Linked DNA regions of Homo sapiens: all the other regions are linked to region 3. Evidence: read pairs that join two places in POLR2A ChIA-PET (ENCODE). Cell type or tissue: B cell. All regions are shown on one strand. Region 1 holds the start of H1-1 (H1.1 linker histone, cluster member). Region 2 holds the start of H3C4 (H3 clustered histone 4). Region 3 holds the start of H3C12 (H3 clustered histone 12).

The links. ChIA-PET counts read pairs that join two places held together with the same protein. Peaks named below come from ENCODE experiments on the same cell type or tissue, not always from the same donor. Only the 100,000 strongest peaks of a DNase experiment are listed, where the experiment ranks them.
Region 1: POLR2A ChIA-PET joins it to region 3 with 15 read pairs; 29 of 35 experiments call an interaction of 5 or more read pairs at or near these places.
Region 2: POLR2A ChIA-PET joins it to region 3 with 20 read pairs; 28 of 35 experiments call an interaction of 5 or more read pairs at or near these places.

Annotation. Positions count from the first base shown.
Region 1 is chr6:26,017,593-26,025,592 of GRCh38, forward strand. It overlaps H1-1 (H1.1 linker histone, cluster member), which reads right to left and starts at 195. Exons shown (of 1, transcript NM_005325.4): 1 at 1-195. The coding sequence starts at 140. H3C1 (H3 clustered histone 1) reads left to right here and starts at 2,859. Exons shown (of 1, transcript NM_003529.3): 1 at 2,859-3,366. The coding sequence starts at 2,898. The coding sequence ends at 3,308. It overlaps H4C1 (H4 clustered histone 1), which reads left to right and starts at 4,057. Exons shown (of 1, transcript NM_003538.4): 1 at 4,057-4,458. The coding sequence starts at 4,087. The coding sequence ends at 4,398. RefSeq lists enhancers at 2,371-3,187, 3,188-4,004, 3,522-3,621, 3,652-3,701, 4,005-4,820 and 2 more. In B cell, CTCF peaks have their summits at 313 and 530; DNase peaks (open chromatin) are centred at 149, 2,879, 4,169, 4,229 and 1 weaker place; H3K4me3 peaks cover 2,879 bases; H3K27ac peaks cover 3,040 bases.
Region 2 is chr6:26,194,732-26,202,731 of GRCh38, forward strand. It overlaps H3C4 (H3 clustered histone 4), which reads right to left and starts at 2,555. Exons shown (of 1, transcript NM_001376937.1): 1 at 2,053-2,555. The coding sequence starts at 2,519. The coding sequence ends at 2,109. It overlaps H2AC7 (H2A clustered histone 7), which reads right to left and starts at 4,562. Exons shown (of 1, transcript NM_021065.3): 1 at 4,053-4,562. The coding sequence starts at 4,512. The coding sequence ends at 4,120. H2BC7 (H2B clustered histone 7) reads left to right here and starts at 4,785. Exons shown (of 1, transcript NM_003522.4): 1 at 4,785-5,257. The coding sequence starts at 4,828. The coding sequence ends at 5,208. It also overlaps the pseudogene H1-12P and the pseudogene RPS10P1. RefSeq lists enhancers at 886-935, 1,682-2,283, 1,796-1,905, 2,284-2,884, 3,627-3,686 and 7 more. In B cell, no CTCF peak of the experiment used is centred here; DNase peaks (open chromatin) are centred at 780, 1,400, 2,580, 4,630 and 2 weaker places; H3K4me3 peaks cover 5,942 bases; H3K27ac peaks cover 5,709 bases.
Region 3 is chr6:27,889,311-27,897,310 of GRCh38, forward strand. H3C12 (H3 clustered histone 12) reads right to left here and starts at 1,516. Exons shown (of 1, transcript NM_003535.3): 1 at 1,005-1,516. The coding sequence starts at 1,482. The coding sequence ends at 1,072. H2AC17 (H2A clustered histone 17) reads right to left here and starts at 3,875. Exons shown (of 1, transcript NM_003514.2): 1 at 3,389-3,875. The coding sequence starts at 3,839. The coding sequence ends at 3,447. It overlaps H2BC17 (H2B clustered histone 17), which reads left to right and starts at 4,115. Exons shown (of 1, transcript NM_003527.4): 1 at 4,115-4,581. The coding sequence starts at 4,153. The coding sequence ends at 4,533. RefSeq lists enhancers at 1-462, 463-1,107, 749-1,048, 1,108-1,752, 1,269-1,488 and 6 more and a cis regulatory region at 6,214-6,498. In B cell, a CTCF peak has its summit at 6,385 (motif pointing left); DNase peaks (open chromatin) are centred at 1,471, 3,901, 5,211, 6,261 and 2 weaker places; H3K4me3 peaks cover 5,483 bases; H3K27ac peaks cover 3,699 bases.

The DNA of each region.
Region 1 (8,000 bases), 1.9 Mb before region 3:
ATCAGCTCTGACACGGAAGGGCCAGCGGGTTTTTTCTTGGAGGCTGCTGCAGCCTTAGCAGGTTTCTTTGCCTTCTTGCCAGCTAAAGGTTTCTCAGGAGCAGCAGAAGCGGCGGGGGCGGGAGGCACTGTTTCAGACATGGTGACTAACACAGCACACCAAATAAAGTGGTATAAACCTGACGAAGCAGGATGCGAAAAAAAGGCCCCAACGCAGCCTATTTATAGGGTGGGACTGCGCCGTGATTGGTGCCCGTCAGTGCCCGCCCCTCGCGCCCTAGCGCCCCCTGCGCGCTGCCGAGGGTTTCGCCCAGTCTCAGAAGGCAGCTGGGGGCCTCTAGGGCCTATGGTCCTGCTCCCCTCAACGCAAGCAAACACACAGAAAAAGCCGCTCTGGTTGCCTCATTGTGAAGGAAATTGTAGGCAGACTGCCGCCCAGTAACATCAGAGGGTACCGCTTCTCTCTCAAAAAGCAGCTCTTTTTTAGGGAGTAGGTTGAGAGGGGGCGGTTTACAAATGCAGTGCCACAAGCATCCGAGGAGTTTTATTAGAAATTTTTAGAGGTCCGTTGCCAGAGATGTTAGTTTTTAATTTGCAAGAAATGTAAAATACAGTGTTTTGAATAGTTGCGGAGGGAGAGAAAAGTGCGAGTTTTAGGCCGTGTTAGGGCCAGTTGTCATCAACTCTATTACATTTTCTGGCAATGTTTTAGAGCGATGTGTCTCGCGAATACCTTTCACGTCAAACAAGAATGAATCGTAGACAACACCAGAATTCACAAACGCTGCAATTAATACTCAAACTGCAAGTGTGGAAACGTTTCTGCACTTGCAACTTATTTCCACAGTCCAATGTGGGATGCACTTCAGGAATTTCCAATGCCCTTTTCATCCATACAACATGCCCCAAATTGGTATTAAGGTTTACAACCTGTGTTCCATGTCAGCACACGCAATCAGCGCACCATGACATGGTCAACTCATTCTTTTATTCAACAAATATTTATGGGCCTCACAAGCCTGCGAAAGGCGTTAAATGCTGGGTCCACGAAACCGGTTCCCTGACAGGCATTCTGCTGGGGAGTTAAGTCCACTTAGTGTGAAAGCAAACACGGGTGATAAATGCAAGCACACCCTGGGGATAAGATTTTATGGTAACAACCCTTTAACTTGTTTGTGGCTGTTAAGTGCATTTCAAAGTATCAATAAGCTAAAACGATCTCACATTGCCAATCAGAGACTCAGCTAATGGGAGAATAAAAAACTATTAAATCGACATCCACTTCTACAATCCTATTCTGGATAACCCCCTAGCACAGCACAGCAGAGAGTGAGGTAATGCGGTCTTATTTCCGCTCCTGCTGTGGTAGTTTTCAAATAAGTCCGAACCATGCTAAGTAACCTGAGCTTTTCCCCTTTTTGTTCAAACAACGTGCCAACCAAATAATGGAGTGGTCCCAGATAAGTATTGTACCCATCTTCTGCACCAGTGCTTCCTACGTCCCATTTTATTGAGAAGGCATGCATTCAAATATTTCACGTAATTTCTAAAAATTTGGAAAATAACGGTTGGAAACTCTACATCTTGGTTTGACGGCTAGTCAGTTATGAAACACAGGTATACAAAATTGGAAGATTTTTGTAAGTAAACCCTTTGTGAAAGATATAAACCTTTCTTAGTGTAATAAGCGAGGTATCTGAAAAAACGCAACTTTTGAAAAGGAAATACTCCTAATTATCTGATTCAGGAGTTTCCACTTTAAATAATGGGTTCTGCCTCCCTTTTTTCTATTGGGTTAAACTGGTTTCAAATAAAATGGGAACGCTCCATGCAAATGAAGGATGATAGATCTGCTTTCTAAATGGCTGTTCAAGAAAATAGCCTAAACCAATCAAAAGATAGAATGTGGCCTGTCTCTTGTGAATTTAAAAAGGTCACAATCCACTTTTCAGTGTTTTGAGATTTTCAAAATGATTGCATTAGCTCTTGGCAATGCTAAATTATGTTCCTTGCGAACCACTATCCAGTTTCTCTTGGGCCAAGTCCACCTCCTGCTCCGCAAGAGGAACAACTCCCAGCTGGTGGTACCTGGCGGCAGTGCTGGAGAAACGCCATTTTGTGACTGGCAGAGTACACCTAGGCTTTAGAAAACAAAAGCTGCAGAACGCTGCAAGTTTAGGATTCAAAGAGCATAATCAAGAGAAAGACGTCTCATAGAAAATGTTTCTGAGTAATAGTGTAATCCTACTATGTTTGAGATGCTTTGTAGATTTCAATAACACTCCTAAGTCAATTAAAGCATTACAAAGGAATCCAATTCTTGTGAAAGGTTTCAGAAATTCCCGTAAAGGGTACATTTCCGGAGAGGAGGTGAGCAGTATTCCCTCTTTTTTTTTTTTTTTTTTTTTTTCCTAAAGAGCTGAAGGTTATACGGAATTGGGGAATTATAATACCTTTGGAATCAATGCCTTGTTTTATGGAAAATAAACACAGCCTTCAGGTTATGAAAACCAGATGTAGAAGAGGACAAGTTTAAAAAATTAAAGTCCAAGCCGGCGCAGTGGGGCTCCCCTGTAATCCCAGCTACTCTGGATGCTGAGGCGGGAAGATCCTTTGAGCCCAAGTTTAAGACCAGCTTGGGGAACAAAGCAAAAGTAAAATAAAATAATAGTAGTAATAAAATACCACTTAAATAATCATCTGTAGAGTTGGAATAGAATATAGTAGCCGGTGAAACTGCACGATTGTTGCTGGCTTAAAGATAGACCAATCAGAGTGTGTAACGTCATATTTAGCGTCTTCTATCATCCAATCACTGCACTTTACACACTATAAATAGAGCAGCTCATGGGCGTATTTGCGCTAGTGTTGGGTGTTCCGCTGTGCTGTTTTTCCGTCATGGCTCGCACTAAGCAAACTGCTCGGAAGTCTACTGGTGGCAAGGCGCCACGCAAACAGTTGGCCACTAAGGCAGCCCGCAAAAGCGCTCCGGCCACCGGCGGCGTGAAAAAGCCCCACCGCTACCGGCCGGGCACCGTGGCTCTGCGCGAGATCCGCCGTTATCAGAAGTCCACTGAACTGCTTATTCGTAAACTACCTTTCCAGCGCCTGGTGCGCGAGATTGCGCAGGACTTTAAAACAGACCTGCGTTTCCAGAGCTCCGCTGTGATGGCTCTGCAGGAGGCGTGCGAGGCCTACTTGGTAGGGCTATTTGAGGACACTAACCTGTGCGCCATCCACGCCAAGCGCGTCACTATCATGCCCAAGGACATCCAGCTCGCCCGCCGCATCCGCGGAGAGAGGGCGTGATTACTGTGGTCTCTCTGACGGTCCAAGCAAAGGCTCTTTTCAGAGCCACCACCTTTTCAAGTAAAGTAGCTGTAAGAAACCAATTTAAGACAAAAGGGAATGCATTGGGAGCACTTTTCGTTTTAATGCTACTGAAGGCTTCAAAACCAATCGATTTCGGCCGGTCGCGGTGACTCACGCCTGTAATTCAAGCACTTTGAGAGGCTGAGGCGGGCGGATTACCAGAAATCAGGAGTTCGGGATCAGCCTGGCCAACATGGCCGAATCCCGTCTCTACGAAAAATACAAAAACACGCCGGGCGCGACGGCGAGCGCTTGTAATCCCAGCTACACTCTGAAGGCTGAGGCAGGAGAAACACTTGAACCTGAGAGGCAGAGGTTTCAGTGAATCGAGATGGCTCTAATGTACTCCAGTCTGGGCGACAGAGAGATTCGGTTAAAAAAAAAGTTCGACTTAAAATAATTCTGGAGTCAGAATGGGTTTACATTTAATTCTTAACCCAGTTCCTCAAAGCCTGTAGCTCTGTTAAGAAAATAAAGGCCATTGGTCAAGCCTGCTTGGTCCCACCCTCATCTCCCCACCCTCCCCCAATCGCTGCTCCCGCCATTTCCTGGGGCTTGGAGGAGGGGTTAAAGGAGCGGACTGTAGGCGTCACATTTCCCGCCTGCGCGCTTTTCAGTCTCAGTGTCCGCTGGAGGTGGGGGCAGGGGTAACGTAGATATATAAAGATCGGTTTCCTATTCTCTCACTTGCTCTTGGTTCACTTCTTGGGAAGTCATGTCTGGACGTGGTAAGGGCGGGAAGGGTTTGGGTAAGGGGGGTGCCAAGCGCCACCGCAAGGTGTTGCGTGACAACATCCAGGGCATCACCAAGCCGGCCATCCGGCGTCTGGCCCGGCGTGGCGGTGTGAAGCGGATCTCTGGTCTGATCTACGAGGAGACTCGCGGGGTGCTCAAGGTGTTTTTGGAGAACGTGATCCGTGACGCTGTCACCTATACGGAGCACGCCAAGCGCAAGACAGTCACTGCCATGGACGTGGTCTACGCGCTTAAGCGCCAGGGACGCACCCTTTATGGCTTTGGCGGTTAAGGTTGCTGATTTCTCCACAGCTTGCATTTCTGAACCAAAGGCCCTTTTCAGGGCCGCCCAACTAAACAAAAGAAGAGCTGTATCCATTAAGTCAAGAAGCTCAATGTGTAATTAAGATGAATGATACTGAGCTGACATCCTAAAAAGGAAAGATTAGGGGAACTCCAAGTTTGCCCTCCACTCACTACATATGGGTAGGGGAGCAACGATATTCCAACTCTGAAGAAAGAGTGGAAAAAAAGTAGTGTTAAAAATTTGTATTAGTTTCCAAGGGACAAAGAAGCGCTGCCCAATCAATGAGGGCCATTCGTAGCTGTCAACCAATCAGAACTGATGAGCTAATATTTCCTGAGGCAAGCCAGGGAGCCGGAGGGGAAGCTAAGAAGCTTATTGAGAAAAAACAAAAACCCTGTTTTAGGAAAAAAAAAAACCATCTTTTAGCGATTATGAAATAAAATCACAGAGACATTTAAGTATCCCTCAATCATGTACTGAGAGCAATACTAAATTTATCGCCACCAATACAGTTTTACTCTATTAAAAAGACCCTGAAAATTGAAACCCTATTCAGACTCCTGGAATACCCAGGACACTAAATTCAGGGGAGATTAAAATCTGTTTTAGAGAGAAAAGGCACCTTTTTCAGTGTTACCGCGGCCTTCAGCAGTTAACCTTTTTTTTTCCCCCTTTACGCAGAAATGGAAATTTGGGTGATAGAAATATTCCGAAATTAAATTGTGATGATGGTTGTACAACTAAGAAAACACGGTAAAATTCATTGAACTGTACCTAAAGTGGGCAAATTTTGTGGTACATTAAATATCAATAAAGCTGATTATATACATACACATATATTTTTATATATGCAGAGAGAGAAATGATGCAAGCAGGGTGGTAGGACATGAGGTTGGTAGCATAGGCAATGTTGGTCTGTGAAGGGCCACCTGTGCTAAACCTGGAAGCCTGGGGTTTGTCCAGTCAAGCCATGGTAGCCATAGTTTTAAAGGATGTTCCTGATGCAGTTATGTGTTCCAGTTAAGTACATCTAGCTTCAGAACTCAGCTGGAAAAGGGATGTGAACTTCAGGTTAGCTGATAGGGAAATATCTTACTCTCATCTGAGTAAATATTCACAAATGCCTCTCATTGTGCTCTTTTTGGTACCATTGTTATAGGACTGATTTCAGCCTCACGATGTTAGCTTCAGTGATGGATGTCTCTTTATTTTGAGGTCCTGTTTTCCACCTGACAGTTTTCATCCAGGATTTCTTGAGGAATTACACAAGTACCCAGCTTGGCTTAATTTAAAACTGACAATGGAGAGAATTCATAGCTGCATTCTGGATAGTTTCAGGAATCAGAGGAGCAAAAATGAGCCTGGTATGGAGGGTGGGTCATTTTATGTCTTTCTTAGTTGGTATTTTAAAGATATTTATTGATCTCATATGCCAGATATTGTTGAAATCATTGGGGTACATAAGTTAGAAAATTTTAATTCCCTTTCCTGAATTCCAGAGTCAATGTAGAGGGGTGTGTGGATATCGATTACCCATATGGGAGGTATAGTCGTTGTAACAATAAGCCACGACTAGCTCCTGTTACGTTTTGCCTGGCCTTTCATAGCATTGCTATGTTCATAGCATTGCTGATATGTCATACTCATCTTAGGCATACCCACCACCACCTTGGGCCTTCTTCAGTCCTAACACTCATGCAGTCCTTGTTCAGAACAAAGATAATGTTGCTTAATTTGCAACCCCTAGACTATCCCCCAGATTTTCTAAAGAGAAACTGCACGCTGATTGCTTCAGGCAGTGGCAGGTCAAGGAATGAGATGGGGAATTGATTGTGTTAGCATTCTGGTGGGCTTAGTGGAGAGCCTGGAGACTTACATAGAAAATTCACACATCCTTTCATTCAACAAACCTCCATAAACTACCTGTTAAACGTCAGCCCTGTTCAAGGTGCTAGGGATACTTCTGGGACAAAACAAAGTCCCTACCTTCAAAAAATATATTCCAGTTGGGGGAGAGAGAACAAACACAAAATAAAATATATCTAGTTATATGTATTTTTTGTTAAATATATTATTACATATATAATTCTAGGTGGGGAAATGTTATATATATATGCTATTGAGGATAGTCAACTATATATATATATGCTAAATGAGCAGAAAAGCTTATTTTACAAGGGATGATTATGGGAGGTCTCTTTCGTAAGGTTGGTATTTGAGGAGAGGCTTGAATGAAATGAGATCTAGAGCCATTCAGATATCCAGGACAAGACCCTTCTAGGGAGAAAGAATAGATATAAAGGTGCTGATGCTGGAAATGCTTGGTCCATTCCAGAAACAGCAAGGTCAGTGAAGAGAAAGAACTGCGAAGAGAATGAGGTCAGAGGGTAGCCAGAGTACAGATCTAGTAGGTTGAGCAGCTCATCCTAGTTTGCTTGGAACTTTCTAAGTTTCAGCACTGTAAGTCTTACACCCTGAGAAACCCCTGAGAGTCAGGCAAACTGTAATGGTTGGTCATCTTACTTGTAGGCTATGATAAGGATGCTGGTTTTTATTATGAAGGTGATGGAAAGCCAGTGGAATCTTTTCAGCAGACAGTGGACATAATACCTTCAAAAAGGATCACTGTTGATGCTGGATAGAGAAAAAACTGTATGACAGGGGGATTAAAAGTGAAAACAAAGACCAGTTTGGGGTCACTGTGGTCATTCAGACAAACCGCCATGGCAGCTTGCTCCTAGAGAAGCAGCAAAGAAAACAATGAAAGGTATTCTGATTGATTTTCAACAGAGCTGACTGCATTGGGTGAAAGTTGTAAGAAGCTCAGGACAAACAATATTGCACAATTCCTGGCCCAAGCTGCTTGAAGAATGGAGTTCTATTGATTGACATGACAAATATCAGAGGAAGAACAGACTTGGTGTTTACGTATAAACATATTTTGGACAAGTTCGAGATGCCCATTATTCAATTAGATACATCAAATATGCAGTTGTATATGAGTCTAGAGATTTAAGGTCAGGGAGATGGTTTATAATTGCAAACACTTATTTAGAGACACAGTTTCACTCTTGTCTCCCAGGCCTAAGTGTAATAGCGCGATCTCAACTCACTGCAACTTCTGCCTCCCGAGTTCAAGCTATTCTCCTGTCTCACCCTCCCGAGTAGCTTGGATTACAGTCGCCCGCAACCATGCCCAGCTAATTTTTTTTTTTTTTTTAGTAGAGACGGGGTTTCACAATATTGGCCAGGCTGGTCTCGAACCCCTGACCCCAGGTGATCCACCAGGCTCAGCTTTCCAAAGTGCCGGGATTACAGGCGTGAGCCACCTTGCCGGGCCTATATTTCTTAAGCTCTATGTTTCGTTCTGAAGCTTGAAGTGGGTGGAAGCAAACTGATAGAATTTGGAGAGGTGGTTAGGCATCCCGGGAATGAGAAACAGCCCGAAGCTGCCACTATCACAGGCTTTGGCATTGCTAGAAGTTAACGTGGCACTTACAGCTAGGCCGTGGTGTTCTGTTGAACAAACTATTTGACAGAGCACAGAGCATGTAAGTGGTGAGGCCAGTTGAGTTAGCCAAGAAAAG
Region 2 (8,000 bases), 1.7 Mb before region 3:
AAATTTAAAAAAAAAATTTTTTTTTGACCCTTAAATGAGTCAAACTCTGTCTCTTTTATGTCCTTTCGTGGATCTCTCCTGAGTTCAGCTATGCAAACAGTCCCAATATCAGGAGAATCAGTGATCATTGTATTTCCCATTTTCCCAAGGAAACGTTGAACATTTACTGGAACCCTCCCAAAGTAACTAAACGTCCAAATAGTTACAAGAAGCTATCATGAAATATTTTCAGCCCCAGCTAATTTTATCAGAAAGGGCTGTTGTTCTAAGTATCCGTACTGCTGTTCTTGTGGAGAAATTCAAAAAGAACCTGTTGTTTCTCTTCTCATATAAAACAGATTTCCTCGTTAAATCTCAATGAAAATCAAGTAGTTGTTCAATGTATGAGAAGCCAAAAATGTGTAGGCTATTATTAGAAGACAGCAAACAATTGAAGACACGAATGGAAGAATTTATATTTTAAATGAAAATCAAGAAGTTGTCCCTCTGAACTGTGAATCTCTGAAAGTTGGAACTTTTGATAAAGGCCGAGGCTGCCTTAAGTAAAAACTAGAGAAAGAAAATGTAAAGATCATAACACCGTAGCCGTTCCAGTTCATTGTAGAATAGAATTGGTGTGATTCCTCCTCAGGAAATTTAAACTATTTTGATTTTCTGAATTTCCGCAAACACAACTCAGAAACAGGGTTGAGACTAGGTTGCTGCCAAGCTGAAAGACTGAGCTGGGAACCAATCAGCGCGCAGCGTGTCTGTGTGTGACACACACGTAATCACAGACACACTCGCAGCCTGACTTTTTTTTTTTTTAACTGTTAGATATCCAAACCTACAATCATGTCCGAAACTGTACATGCCGTGACTCCTGGTCTATCTCCCAAGTCAAAGACTGAAGTAAAGAAAAAGGTTGCAAGTCCGAAGTTGCAGTGAAGTGCAAGATGTCCAGGCCCCTCCGGTATGTGAGTTCATCACTAATGACTTAGCCGTCTCCAAGAAGCGCAGCGGCCTTCTCTGTGGCCGCGCTCAAGTAGGTGTTGGCGGCTACGATATGAAGATCGGCCCTTGCCGGTCGCGGTGGCCTACGTTTGTAATCTCAGCATTTTGTGAGGCCAAGGCGGGAGAATCTCTTAAGCTAAGGAGTTGTTTTTGGTGGTTTTGTTTGTCCTTGGGGATTTTTTTTTTTTTTTTGAAGGAGTCTAGCTCTGCTGCCCAGGCTGGAGTGCAGTGGTGTGATCTCGGTTCACTGCAACTTCCGCCTCCCGGGTTCAAGCCCTTCTCCTGCCTCAGCTTTCCATGTAGCTGGGACTGCAGGCGTGTGCCACCACACCCGGCTAATTTTTGTATTCTCAGTAGAGACGAAGTTTCAATGTGTTGGGCAGGCTGGTCTCGAACTCTTGGCATCACGTGATCCGCCCGCCTTGGCATCCTAAAGTGCTGTGATTACAGGCCTGAGCCACCTCGCCTGGCCAAGCTAAGGAGTTTTGAGGCCAGCCTGGGTAACACAGTGAGACCTCGTCCCTAAAAATAAATACAAATTTTTAAAAATTATTTGAATAAAGTTGGGCCTTGAAAACAAACGAGGGCATCTTCGTGCTAAGGAGTGCAGCGCCTCAGGTTCATTCCCGCCAAACCAGGCAGTGTTAGGAAAATCAAGACCGAGGCCAGAAAAGCCGCTGCAGTCATGCCCAAGACAGCTGTCCTGGCAGCCGAGAGGCCCAAGAAAGCTTGGGGCGTCCTTATTCCGAAAAAGAGTACTAAGCGGACCCCAAAAGCTTTTGCTGGTGGAGGCTGCTGGAGAAGGTTGGTTGGTCAAAGGTGGCCAAGAAAGTTCCCAAGCCGGAGGCATCCAAGCCTAAGAAAGCGGCCCCCAAAACAAGGAGATATAAGAGTACCTTAAAGGCTGTTTTAAGAACTCCCCAATTATAATAAAGCTTTTTGCACCAATTCCGTGAGGGGAGGGGGAACGGATAGAGGCAAGAATGCTTACTTACCTTGAGTGAACAGAGGTTCCAGTTTACGGACAGCAACAGTAAACAGCAACTTTTATAGAAAAGGTGGTTGGCTCTGAAAAGAGCCTTTGGGTTTTGGTTAGCACACATTCACAAGACAATTTACGCCCTCTCCCCACGAATGCGGCGAGCAAGCTGGATGTCCTTGGGCATGATAGTCACTCGCTTGGCGTGAATGGCGCATAGGTTGGTGTCCTCAAACAGCCCCACCAGGTAGGCCTCGCAGGCCTCCTGCAGCGCCATCACCGCCGAGCTCTGAAAACGCAGATCAGTCTTGAAGTCCTGCGCGATCTCACGGACTAGACGCTGGAATGGCAGTTTGCGAATCAGCAGCTCGGTCGACTTCTGGTAGCGGCGGATCTCGCGCAGAGCCACCGTGCCGGGCCGGTAACGGTGGGGCTTCTTCACGCCGCCGGTGGCTGGAGCGCTCTTTCGAGCAGCCTTGGTGGCCAGCTGCTTGCGTGGCGCTTTCCCACCCGTGGACTTGCGAGCAGTCTGCTTGGTACGAGCCATTGCGAACTTCTAAACCCTGCTAAATGACGAAAAAACGAAAGTCTAGCCTTTCGTACCCGTATATATAAAGACACCCCTGTTCTGATTGGACAAGGCAGCCTTTCCCCTGCAGCTCGATTGGTGGAGACGCCCACTCCCTGACAGAACATCTCCTGCATGTAGACCAAATATTAAAACTTTCCTCCGTCCATCTTTAACTGCTGGTGTTTTCAACCCTTTCCCCTCTGTGCCATGTTTCTAGCTTTTATTTAAAACGTACTTTGGTTTTCCTTGGCAAAATTGTGTCTAGCTACTAGGATGACGTGTCTTAATTTTTTTTTAAATGTTGGCGCTGAAACTGGCTTTGATCAACGTTTTAAAAAGACGCGCGCTAGTTGTGATTGGCCAAGTGATTTCTTTTTACCCTCTTAAGTTTAGAAAGGTTAATTTCATATCTTGATTTGTCTATTTAAACTTGGAGATATTTTCAATAATTTGTTCCAAATGCACCATGACTATTAACTCATAAGTAACAATATGAAACCTGATGTTAAGCTACATGAACACATTTAATTTCACCACAATATGTCATCCTCATATGAAAGCACTCTTATCTTTTACAAGTTCAACTGGTATTTGTGTAATCTGCTGTAAAAAAAAAAAAAAAAAAAAGCCAAATTTATAAATGGCACAAAAAGACCAGTGTGCCCTTTTAGTCATGCTGAACACTGTGCTAAGAAGCTCCACCTAAGGGCCGTCTGGCTCCAGGGGATGTAGGTTTGTATTCCTATTGATAATTAATTAGGGTTAGCTCAGTAGAGTTGAAAGTGGCTTGCAAAAACAAACCCAAAAAATACTTACAAATTACAGGTTATTTCGTATCATTAAGATGCATACAAAAGACAATAAAACATTTGTTCTGGTTCTGTTGCTTTAAGTCACTAACTATATTTTTATGTAAATGTAAACACTGACAAACATTAACTTCTCTCCTGTATGTCTCAGGCCTTTTAACAGCTTTGCAATCCTAACGAGCCGCTGCATTGATCGATTTAAATTACATGTGACATAAAGTCTCTTTGCATTTTAATTAGTTTGCTTTTTTGGGTTTTTGTTTGTTTTGAGACAGTCTCGCTCTGTCGCCGAAACTGGAGTGCAGTGGCGCGATCTCGACTCACTGCAACCTCCGCCTCCGGGGTTCAACATTTTCTCCTGCCTCAACCTCTTAAATAGCTGAAATTACAGGCGCGCGCCACCACGCCCGACAAATTTTTTTATTTTTAGTAAAGACGGGGCTTCACACCATGTTGGTCAGGCTGTCCTGGAACTCCTGACCCTGTGATCCGCCCACCTTGGCCTTCCAAAGTCCTGGGATTACAGGCGTAAGGAACCGCGCCCCGCCAATTTGCTTATGTATTTTTATGGCATCTTTAAAATGGACGGTTAGTTTCACGATTCAGTGTTAAGAACACCCACTTATAAATGGAAAAATTATTAAAGAAAACTGCAAAATAGCTATTTACACAGAAAATGTGAGCCCTTTTAAGGAATACATGGGTGGCTCTGAAAAGAGCCTTTGTTAAGACTGCTTCCTTAAAAAGCCAATATAAGAGTTCTCGTTTTACTTGCCCTTGGCCTTGTGGTGACTCTCAGTCTTCTTGGGGAGCAGTACAGCCTGGATGTTGGGCAGAACACCGCCCTGAGCAATTGTGACTTTACCCAGCAACTTGTTTAGCTCCTCGTCGTTGCGGATGGCCAGCTGCAGGTGTCGGGGGATGATGCGGGTCTTCTTGTTGTCGCGGGCGGCGTTGCCCGCCAGCTCCAGGATCTCGGCGGTCAGGTACTCCAACACCGCCGCCAGATACACTGGCGCGCCGGCCCCGACTCGCTCGGAGTAGTTGCCCTTGCGGAGCAAGCGGTGTACGCGGCCCACAGGGAACTGGAGTCCGGCCCGCGAAGAGCGGGTCTTAGCCTTAGCTCGGGCCTTTCCGCCTTGCTTGCCGCGTCCGGACATTTTGAATTCTTAAAAACGATGTTAAGCAATGAAGACAAAAATGTAAAAGTGAATTTTGTTAGCAAGTGAGAAACTATTATACTTGGAGGTCGAATTGTAAATAACGCTATTTGATTGGCTAGAACAACCAACCAATTGCAAAGAAACGCTAGAATCACCTAATTTGCATACCACAGGGCACACAGAGACAATTCATCCAATCAATGTGTAAGCTTTTAAATGCCAGTTTACGATAGGAGCTCTACAAATATTACCAGCTGCAGAGTGAGGACACTTGCATTTCTCTTTAGGTTGTGGACGAAGTGTTTATTTATCATGCCTGAACCTGCTAAGTCCGCTCCTGCTCCAAAAAAGGGCTCCAAAAAGGCGGTGACCAAGGCGCAGAAGAAGGATGGTAAGAAGCGCAAGCGTAGCCGCAAGGAGAGCTATTCCGTGTACGTGTACAAGGTGCTAAAGCAGGTCCACCCCGACACCGGCATCTCATCCAAGGCCATGGGCATCATGAACTCCTTCGTCAACGATATCTTCGAGCGCATCGCTGGCGAGGCTTCCCGCCTGGCGCATTACAACAAGCGCTCCACCATCACCTCCAGGGAGATCCAGACGGCCGTACGCCTGCTGCTGCCCGGGGAGCTGGCTAAGCACGCCGTGTCAGAGGGCACCAAGGCCGTCACCAAGTACACCAGCTCTAAGTAATTCTAACGTCTTCATACCCAATCCCAAAGGCTCTTTTAAGAGCCACCCACTTTTTCAGCTATAGAGTTGTAATTACCTGCATATTTTCCGTGTTTACCACCAACAGGTTTGGTTTTATCCTCATTTGAGGGGGTTGCTGCTGTGTAGGTCTAGACCACAGTTCTTTTGACTGGTTGAAGGAAAATGCTATACTTAACCGTAGCATGTTTGTTTTACCCCAAGTGCTGGTTAGAAGGCTAGCCCATTGTGCTGATAAGCACATTTTTCTTATGTTGTGCTGTGATGTGTCCCTTGTCAAATTGGTTTCATAAGAAAAGAACTTTTGAAATATCTCTTTTGCTACTGACATAGTGTGAGGGAAAGGAATGTCTTCCTTAATTCCGGTTTAGTCATCGCAGCATTGGCGAATTTAGCTGGTTAAAATAATGTAATCAAATTCTTTAAAATATAAGGAAAGCAAGACAAGTAATGTGCATGAAAACTGAAAAAATGTGAACACCCGAGCCTGGATGCAGCACTAATAATCAACATTGTTCTTGGTTTAGTTAAAGAAAATTTGGCCACTGGCAAAATACCATTTGGGAGTAATGAGACACACCCCTAATCCTAAAATATTTTCTTGTCACTTCCTCAAAGTTGTTTTTGACTTTTTTTCCTTCAGGGTTGACTTCATATGTGTTCATTTTATTCTAATAAGCAAAAGTTGTAATTTTTAAGTGAAAAAATAATTTATGTCATTCTACTTACAAATACAATTTTTCTATTCTATATACTCATATATAAAGATACTGAAGTTTTACTGTATTCTTGGTAATTACAAGCCTTACTTAAGATCATAAACTGTTATGAATGGCATCCAGTGTAGAATACTTAAAATTTTTACAAAATGTTTTTGTATCTTAAAAATATTTAAAATATTATATATAAAAGATTCTTAGAATTTCAACCCAGTTAAGAAAAAAGGAATAGTATTCTATATTATTACTTTTTTTTTTTTTTTGAGGAGGAGTTTCGCTATTGTTGCTCAGAGTAGAGTGCAATGGCGCAATCTCGGCTCACAGCAACCTCTGGCTCCCGGGTTCAAGCGATTCTCCCGTCTCAGCCTCCCGAGTAGCTGGAACTACAGGCGCGCACCACCATGCCCGGCTATTTTTTGTATTTTTAGTAGAGACGGAGTTTCACCATGTTGGTCAGGCTGGTTTCGAACTCCTGACCTCAGGTGATCCACCATCCTCAGACTCCCAAAATGCTGGGATTACAGGCGTGAGCCACCACACCCGTCCCATAATTATTTTTCAACTTCCCACTCCCTGTCCGGCACATAAATGGACACAGAACACAGCACATGCAAAGCATATATAAACATTCAAATAAACAAAACCCAACTGAAAAAATGAAAGCAACAAGAAAAACCTAGGAAAATGAAAACTAAAAATACTAAATGGCTTCATGTGCCAATTTACATTGGCATAGCAGTCGATTTTTGCTTTCTGTAGTTCCAGAAGTAAATATCTAAACTAAGGTCTACATCAGCTTGAGGGGAATACAACAAGTTTCTGAAATTATATGCAGAAATGTGGCCATATGTGTTTCCCCTTCCCAGAACAAATTATATAGCTTTCTATCAGATTCTAAAAATGTTAAGCAGAATAAGGATACCCCAGTGATGACCACATCCTAATCCCTGGAGTCTGCAAATTCCTGGAGTCTTTGTTAGGTAACATGACAAAGGGCAACTAAGGTTTCCATGGAATTAAGGCTACTAATTGGCTGACCTTAAAGTAAGGAGATTATATTGCATGTTATGAATTAGCCCAATATAATTACAAAGATTCTTAAAAGTGGAAGAGGGAATTGGAATAGAGAACTAGAGATATGGCAGCATGAGAAAAATTTGGCCATAAATTGCAGACTTTGAAAATGAAAGAAAAGGACCATGATCTAAGGAGAGAGTGGCATCTATCAGTTAAAAAGGCAAGGGAAAAGATACAGGCTCTTTATTTCTTTACTTAATATCAAGCCAACACCTTGACACTTTTGCTCAGTAAGATCTGTGACTGAGTCCCAATTTTTAAAACTATATAATTACAAATTTGTATTTTTTAATCATAAAATGTGATAAATTTTCAAACCAGCAATAGGAAACCAATACACCCATGCAAGTTTAAAGACTGAGTAATGTACCAGCCCCAGCCCGGGACCCTACAGCTGCTGAGATGTTGATGCGTAAGAAGAACTGGATTGCCATTTATGAACTCCTTTTTAAGGAGGGAGTCATGGTGGCCAAGAAGGATGTCCATATGCCTAAGCACCTAGAAATGGCAGACAAGAATGTGCCCAACCTTCGTGTCATGAAGGCCATGCAGTCTCTCAAGTCCCAGGGCTACTTGAAGGAACAGTTTGCCTGGAGACATTTCTAGTGGTACCTTACCAATGAGGGCATCCAGTATCTCTGTAATTACCTTCATCTGCCCACAGAGATTGTGCCTGCCACCCTACACCACAGCCGTCCAGAGACTGGCAGGCCTCCGCCTGAAGGTCTGGAGGGTGAGCAACCTGCAAGACTCACAAGAGGGGAAGCCGACAGAGATACCTACAGACGGAGTGCTGTGTCCCCTGGTGCTGACAAGAAAGCCAAGGCTGGGGCTGGGTCAACAACCGAATTCCAGTTTAGAGGCAGATTTGGTCGTGGGCCTGGTCAGCCACCTCAGTAAAACTGGAGAGGATTGTTTTGCATTGAATAAACTTACAGCCGAAAAAACTTAAAAAAAAAAAATTCAGTAATGTATTAA
Region 3 (8,000 bases):
TTCCATTTGTTGCCAGGCTTTCCCTTTCTAGTCCTTTCCTGGATCTAGGAGAGATTAACTGAGAGTCTGATCCTTTTTTATTTTTATTTTTTAAGAGACTGTCTTGCTCTGTCACCCAGGCTGGAGTGCAATTGTGCAATCATAGTTCACTGCATCCTTGAACTCGTGGGCTCAGGCAATCTTCCTGCCTCAGCCTTCTGAGCAGCTAGAACTACAGTTGTGCGCTGCAACACCCACCTTTCTTTTTATTTGTTTTTCGTAGAGACAGGATTTTGCTGTTACCCAGGCTGATCTCAAACTCCTGGGCTCAGGGAATCCTCCTTCCACTGCCTCCCAAAGTGGAGGGCATGAGCCACCACGCCCACCCTGACAAGAGACATTTACCATCTATTTTTTCTGAGGACTACTAGCTATGTGTTTTCATCTACATAACAAGACCCGCCCCCCTTGCTAGCCAAGTCTCTTCCTTTCTCCCTCCTATAATCTGTTTTCCCAGGTTCCAAGCTTGCACTCTTTCTATAATCTCAAGGTGATATATAAACTTCTGTATCTCATTGGTGGGTGGGTCCTCATTTTGAAGTCTCCCGTGTCTATGTGCTAAATCAACCGGCCTCATGTCCGTGATTTTCAGCAAGCTTCCAGGGGACCCAAGGGCAGTGCCCGTTTCAGTTAAAAATGGCATCTCATTTAACCTGTAATCTAATTGTTAGTTATGGGGTTCTGGAGATGCTATCCCCAAAGGACAGCATGTGCAGGAAGGACTTTGGCTTTCCCCTTGAAGCGGATTGACCTTGGATATAGATTTGCTGACTTTCCTCGGAGAAAGTGAGACCCTTGTGAGATGGGTCACAGAGGACAAGTGAAAAGGACCGTCTTAGAAGACAAAGGACACTGCAAGGAATCAGAATGAACAACCCTTGACGACTTTCCGCCAGTTTATCCCTGCTTTAAAGTTGATTTAAGACAGTCGACCAATGGTGTGACAGCTATCCTCAGTGAGAATGTAAGTGGCTCTGAAAAGAGCCTTTGGAAGCTTGGAAGCAATTAAGAAACCCAAGATAGAGCAGGGGATTATGCTCGCTCGCCACGGATACGACGCGCAAGCTGGATGTCCTTAGGCATAATAGTGACACGCTTGGCGTGAATAGCACAGAGGTTGGTGTCTTCAAAGAGACCCACCAGATAGGCCTCGCACGCCTCTTGCAGCGCCATCACCGCCGAGCTCTGGAAACGAAGGTCGGTTTTGAAATCCTGCGCGATTTCTCGCACCAGGCGCTGAAATGGCAGTTTGCGGATGAGCAGCTCAGTCGACTTCTGATAACGGCGGATCTCACGCAAGGCCACGGTGCCTGGCCTGTAGCGGTGGGGCTTCTTCACACCGCCAGTCGCTGGAGCGCTTTTGCGCGCTGCCTTGGTGGCCAGCTGCTTCCGCGGTGCCTTGCCGCCGGTAGACTTGCGAGCTGTCTGCTTCGTCCGGGCCATAGTTGAGAAAGCTATGCTCTGAAAGCAAGCAGCTGAATGAGCAGTGGCTTCTACCAGAATTTATAACGATGATCTGATCCTGATTGGTCAGAACTGTTGTAGGAAAAACCTGGTTGGTTGTTAATACTATCTTCATTTGGTTCCTGCCACTTTTTTTTTTTTTTTTTTTTTTTTACCTGACGGCTTCTAATTCTGTCGCCTAGGCTGGAGTGTGGTGGCGCGATCTCAGCTCACTGCAACCTCCGCCTCCCGGGTTCAAGCGATTCTGCCTCAGCCTCCGGAGTAGCTGGGACTACAGGCACTTGCCACGACGCCCGGCTAATTTTTTTTTAGCAGAGAAGGGGTTTCACCATGTTGGCCAGGCTGGTCTCAAACTCCTGATCTCAAGTTATCCGCCTGCCTCGGACTTCCAAAGTGCTTAGATTACAGGCGTGAGCCACTGCGCTCGTCCTCCGCGCCACTTTTATTTATTGTTTTCAACCAATCATGTTAAGATTCCCCCAATGAAAAGATAATCTGACCTAGAATTTGTGTAGGTCAGTCGTAGTCTTAAACTCATTTCCAATGGGTCATTTTTCCTATTTCGGATCGTGTAAAAATACATACAGTAGAACAACGTATTTGCTAGTATTTCCAAAAAGTAGTTCCGTTTTGTAACTGCTTAATTAAATCTTTTAATGACTGTACCAAGACCCAGAACAAAAACAATTTAAACTTAGGCTGGCACATTCTCTAAAACACCAAAACTTTAGTTTTGTCCAGTGTGGTGTGGGGAAGGAGTTTGATAGGTGCTTGACTAAATGATACCAATAAATGGTATCTGACCTCTTCATTAACTGAGTTTAATGCAATCCAATGGCTGATTGGATTAATTATGTAAATTATTGCTTAATTTCATTAGCATGCGCGGAATTACAGGTTTGGGTCAGTGATTAGATTTTTGCCAGTGAATCTGGGTAGTTCTGACAACAGCATTTTATTAGGATGGAGATTTTAGTTGATCAAAGAACTACCAGGTTCTGGTATTGATAAAGACCCATAAAGACAACAAAAAGGTTAGTTTAACATTTATTATATTCACAGGAGCAAATGATCACCAGAAATACTTTTGTTTGGGTTTTGTTTTTCTTTTTTTGAGACGGGGTCTCGCTTTGTCACCCAGGCTGGAGTGCAGTGGCGAGGTCATGGCTCACTGAAATCTCAAATTCCTGGGACTCAAGTGTTCCTTCTGCTGTCAGTCCGCCAAATACAGGCGAGGGCCTCGCGCCTGGTATTTTTTTTCTTTCTTTTTTTTAGATGGAGTCTCGCTCTGTCGCCCAGGCTGGAGTGCAGTGGCGTGATCTCGGCTCACTGCAACCTCTGCCTCCTGGGTTCAAGCGATTCTCCTGCCTGTCTCCTTAGTAGCGCTCGCCACCACGCCCGGCTAATTTTTGTGTTTTTAGTAGGGACAGGGTTTCACCATGTTTGCCTGGGTGGTCTCGATCTCTTGACCTTGTGATACACCCTCCTCGGCCTCCCAAAGTGCTGGGATTACAGGCGTGAGCCACCGCGCCCAGTCATTTTTTTTTTAAGAGGCAGGGGTCTCGTTATCAGGGTGGTCTCGAACTCCAGGTCCCTAGAGATTTCTCCCCTCCCCACCCACCTGCCTCAGTTTCCCAAAATGCTAAGGACGCATAAACCACCGCGCCCGGCCCCAAGTTTTTTAAAGACCCAGGACAGTTTGTGGGGAGGGGACAATTAAGGAGGTTCCTTCATGTTATAAGGTAGCAGTTGGATAGTATTTACTAGGCCTGATTCAATACTTTTATTTTACCCAATAGGAAAGTAATGGCCTCAGTGCTTGAACTCGGCCACAAATTTCTGATAGGTTTGGAGAACAGAGTGCTCAGTTCTTCCGTAGAAATGGTGGGTGGCTCTGAAAAGAGCCTTTTGTCTTGTAAGTTTACATTTTTAAAGTTCAGCCCTTACTTGCCCTTAGCTTTGTGGTGGCTCTCAGTCTTCTTGGGGAGCAGTACGGCCTGGATGTTAGGCAGAACACCGCCCTGAGCGATGGTAACTTTACCAAGCAGCTTGTTGAGCTCCTCGTCGTTGCGGATGGCCAGCTGCAAGTGGCGCGGGATGATGCGGGTCTTTTTGTTGTCGCGGGCTGCGTTGCCCGCCAGCTCCAGGATCTCGGCAGTTAGGTACTCCAGCACCGCCGCCAGGTAAACCGGCGCGCCGGCCCCGACCCGCTCAGCGTAGTTGCCCTTGCGGAGCAGGCGGTGCACTCGTCCTACAGGAAATTGGAGCCCAGCTCTAGAGGAGCGGGTTTTGGCCTTGGCGCGAGCCTTGCCGCCCTGCTTGCCACGTCCAGACATGGTAAAACGACCTGTGGCCTAAGTCAGAAAGTGAGTGAAAGGAACCTACAGGGACGCGCATTTTATAGCAGCTGCTGGGCGCGAAAAAGAAGCTGGGCCATTGGCTAAGCTTGCAGCTTCCTCTTAATGCAAATGAGCTTTCTGAATATACGTGTTTTGATTGGACTATATTGATATTAACGTCATCTGAGTAACTTCCAATCAGACAGAAGAATTTCTCAATCTCATCTGCATATAGACTTGTAAATAAATAGGGCATAACCCAGCTTGTCCTCATTCTTGTTATTTGAGTGCTCTTTCACTCTCCTCCGCCATGCCCGACCCGGCTAAATCTGCTCCTGCCCCCAAAAAGGGCTCCAAGAAAGCCGTAACCAAGGCCCAGAAAAAGGACGGCAAGAAGCGCAAGCGCAGCCGCAAAGAGAGTTACTCTATCTACGTGTACAAGGTGCTGAAGCAAGTCCACCCCGACACCGGCATCTCATCGAAGGCCATGGGCATCATGAACTCCTTCGTCAATGACATCTTTGAGCGCATCGCTGGCGAGGCTTCCCGCCTGGCGCATTACAACAAGCGCTCGACCATCACCTCCAGGGAGATCCAGACGGCCGTGCGCCTGCTGCTGCCCGGGGAGCTGGCCAAGCACGCCGTGTCCGAGGGCACAAAGGCCGTCACCAAGTACACCAGCTCCAAGTGAGCTCTCGCAGCTGCCAGCAATCCAAAGGCTCTTTTCAGAGCCACTCACGCTTCCAGAGAAAGAGCCTGTGCATTTTGCTTGTAGTCTTTTGGGTGGACTCCGGCCGGCCTCCATTAGGAGGGAAGACGGCGGGAAAAGGTAAGCTAAGCTCCCTAGGCTTTTTGCGTGTGAGTATAGACGCTCCATCAGACAAATTTAGCTTGGGTTCTTAGATACCCTTGGGGAAAAAGGCTTGCAGTTGTGCTTTAAGCTATAATTACAAGTTTGCTTTCGGTTTTCGGTTACTCTTTCCTTTTGTGTTGTTTTTTTTTTTTTTTTTTAAATGGAGTCTTGGCTCTGTCGCCCAGGATAGAGTGCAGTGCCGCGATCTCGGCTCACTGTAAGCTCCGTCTCCCGGGTTCAACCAATTCTGCTTCGGCCTCCTAAGTAGCTGGGATTACAGGCGCCCGCCACCGTGCCCGACTAATTATTGCATTTTTAGTAGAGACGGAGTTTTACCGTCTTGACCAGGCTAGTCTCGAACTCCTGACTTCGTGATCCACCCATCTCGGCCTCCCAAAATGTTGGGATATCAGGCGTGAGCCATCGCGCGCGGCCGGGTTATTCTTTCAGTGCCTGTAACGTCCCCCTTCTTTGATTGGTCAACGCTCTATTTGAAAAGCCCGCCAAGGGCTGCAATTTGCCAGATAGTCTCATCCGGGTTGTTTTTCGAAGAGGTTCTCCCGGAATGGAAATGACCGTTATCTGCAGGAGTGCATCGGACTCTGGCGCCAAGAGCTGGAAGCTGTGAATTAACCGTCCCTCTTACTGCAGTTGTACGGATCCTGGGTGACATTGACTTACCGGTGTCCATTTTCCATACACTTTAGAGAATAGGCATCTCGTCTGGCATCGCTGCAGATATGTTAGGGTGGGTTGAAATTATTGGTGTCAAAGCGGGACGGGAAACATTAAAGGCTAAGGAAGCTCCTTTAGGATAAAATGTTGAACAAAGAACCTGGCAACTTGGGAAAGCCGCTTTTTTGCAATGTTAATCAGTTGGCCTTGGGGAGGGAGGTGTGCCAGGATTAGCTGGGGCGGGGGCAGCGTTCAGGCTGGGATTTTAAAGTCCATGATTAGGAATCCTGAGATAGAAGTTGGAGAACCCCGCGTTTAAAGAGAAGCGGACCCCAGAAGAGATCACAGAAATAGGAGGTAAACCAAGAGCGTGCGAGTACAAGGGAGTGGAGACTTTTCAAGGCATGATCCCCTCTTCTCAACAGTGCCTGAATTCTCATAGCATTGCATCCTCTGCCACTGCGTTATCCCCTCTTCAATAAATTACTTCTATTGTAAATCTTTAGCAGCAAAATAGCAAGCCCCTCCACAATTCCACTCCAGGCTTTAAAATCACCCCTTAACTTTTCCTTTATTTTCCTGACGTCACTTCCTTTGCAGCTATGGGTGGAAGGCTATCTCGGACGAATAGTCTCGTCTCTGTCACAGGTGACAAACAGCCCCGAATTATGCCAATTGGTTAGTGGGTCGTTCAAAATACATTGTAGGATTTGCCGTTCACTTCCCTAAAATGTTCTCTTCCCCAGTCCCCGTACCTTGTCATTAAAGTTTGGTGCCTCGGGCTTGGCGACAGAGCTTATCGACAAGCTAAGTTACTTGGAGAGCAGTCCCCTGATTTCATCATGTTCTTTAACTTGGCATCACATTTGCCCCCTCCTTTCATTCCTCTTCGCTCTCTTTTTCGAGATTCGTTTCTCCCTGCCCATCCCGCGTCCTTGAGAGAACATCTGAGGGGTGATTATCCTCCGAGTGGGTGAGAGAGTACGTGTGGCCTTCTCCTGCCATCTTGTGGCAAAAAAGCAAAAGCACAAGTTCAAGGCGTTGTGTTTTCCAGCCCCAGTTAAAATGCTTTCTTCTTAACTTTCTACTGAGTCAGTGGGCTAGGGCAGGGTTTCCATTTTTCACTCCTTTTAATTGCAGGATTCAAGTTTCTTCAAGAGTTGTTAGTGCGGAGGTTAAAAGGGAGCGGGAGGGGGGCGGGGGAGTTAATAGGAAGAGCGAGGAGTGGGTAAAGGAGAAAGTCCTGTTGAGCTTTGTGATCTGGTCAGAGCTGTCCAAAAGAAATAAACAAATAAAAAAAGCCAAAATGCTTTATACCCTAAAATAAATAATAATACGATCGTGCTTTCTAGTTCTATTAGATTAAGTCCCCACACTTACAACTCAATTTAACCTTAATTATCTGTTTAAAGGCCCTGTCTTCAAATACCAACCACACTGAGGGCTGGGACTTCGACATGAAGTTGTTTTCTTTTGTTTTGTTTTTTGAGACAGAGTCTCACTCTGTCGCCCAGGCTGGAGTGCAGTGGCGCAATCTCGGCTCACTGCAACTTCCACCTCCTGGGTTCAAGTGATTCTTCTTCCTCAACCTCCTGAGTAGCTGAACTACAGACAGGCACCTGCCACAGCGCCCAGCTAATTTTTGTGTTTTTAGTACAGACAGGGTTTCACCATGTTGTCCAGGCTGGTCTTGGACTCCCAAAGTTCTGGGATTACAGGCGCGAGCCACTGCACCTGGTCTGTTTTGGGGGAACACAATGAAGTCCATAACAGCACTTAAGACCATTTTCCATGCTTTCATCCCGACTTTCTATTCCAAGTTCTCCTTTATAAAATATCTACATTTAGCTTAATTTGCAGATAAGGTGACAGTTATGATATTCCTTAAACCAGAAGTTAAAAGTCAGTTGCTAACAAAGGCCCAGCACATTAGAGCAAAAACAGCTGGATATTAAAAAGCACGCCTTATCTCTATAAAGAGAGGTGCTATTTGCTATTTTTCTTGAAACACCCAGACTTCTGGCATATTTCATTTTTCCAGTTTTGATAGAGATACTTGACCAAGATATATTTCACTGTTTTCTTAATTCTGCTGTAAGAACAACCATAGCACAAGCATATTGATAAATGCCAACTAATATGGAAACTAACAGGACCAGTGGTAACTTGAGAACTGAAGACAAAACCTGTGCAATTTGATTTCACTGATTTCTCCCTTCTAGCAATGCAAGCACAAGGACAGTGTGACTTCCAATTTTTCAAGAGTATATGCAGCTTAATGTGAAATATTATAAATTTTCAATACTGAGAGCTAATAAAATATATATATCATGGTACAGACTATTAAAAAAAAATGTCTGTTGACTTCATCAAGTCCTTCACCTCTAAAGTAGAGATCTCATGAAGCCCTTCATCCTTGAAGTTGAGATCTCTGGACATTAACAAAGACTCCTGTATCCATGACAAGCTTTTCACCAAGCTGCTCTTTCTGCCATCAGGGCCCAGATCAAATGCCCCGGCCTTCCCAACTTTCTAAATTCTCAGCTGAAAATAATTCATTCCTCACTTGGCCCCTCTGGATAAAGCATCAGGCCTCACATACATCAGGCATTGAAGAGTTATTTTCTGCT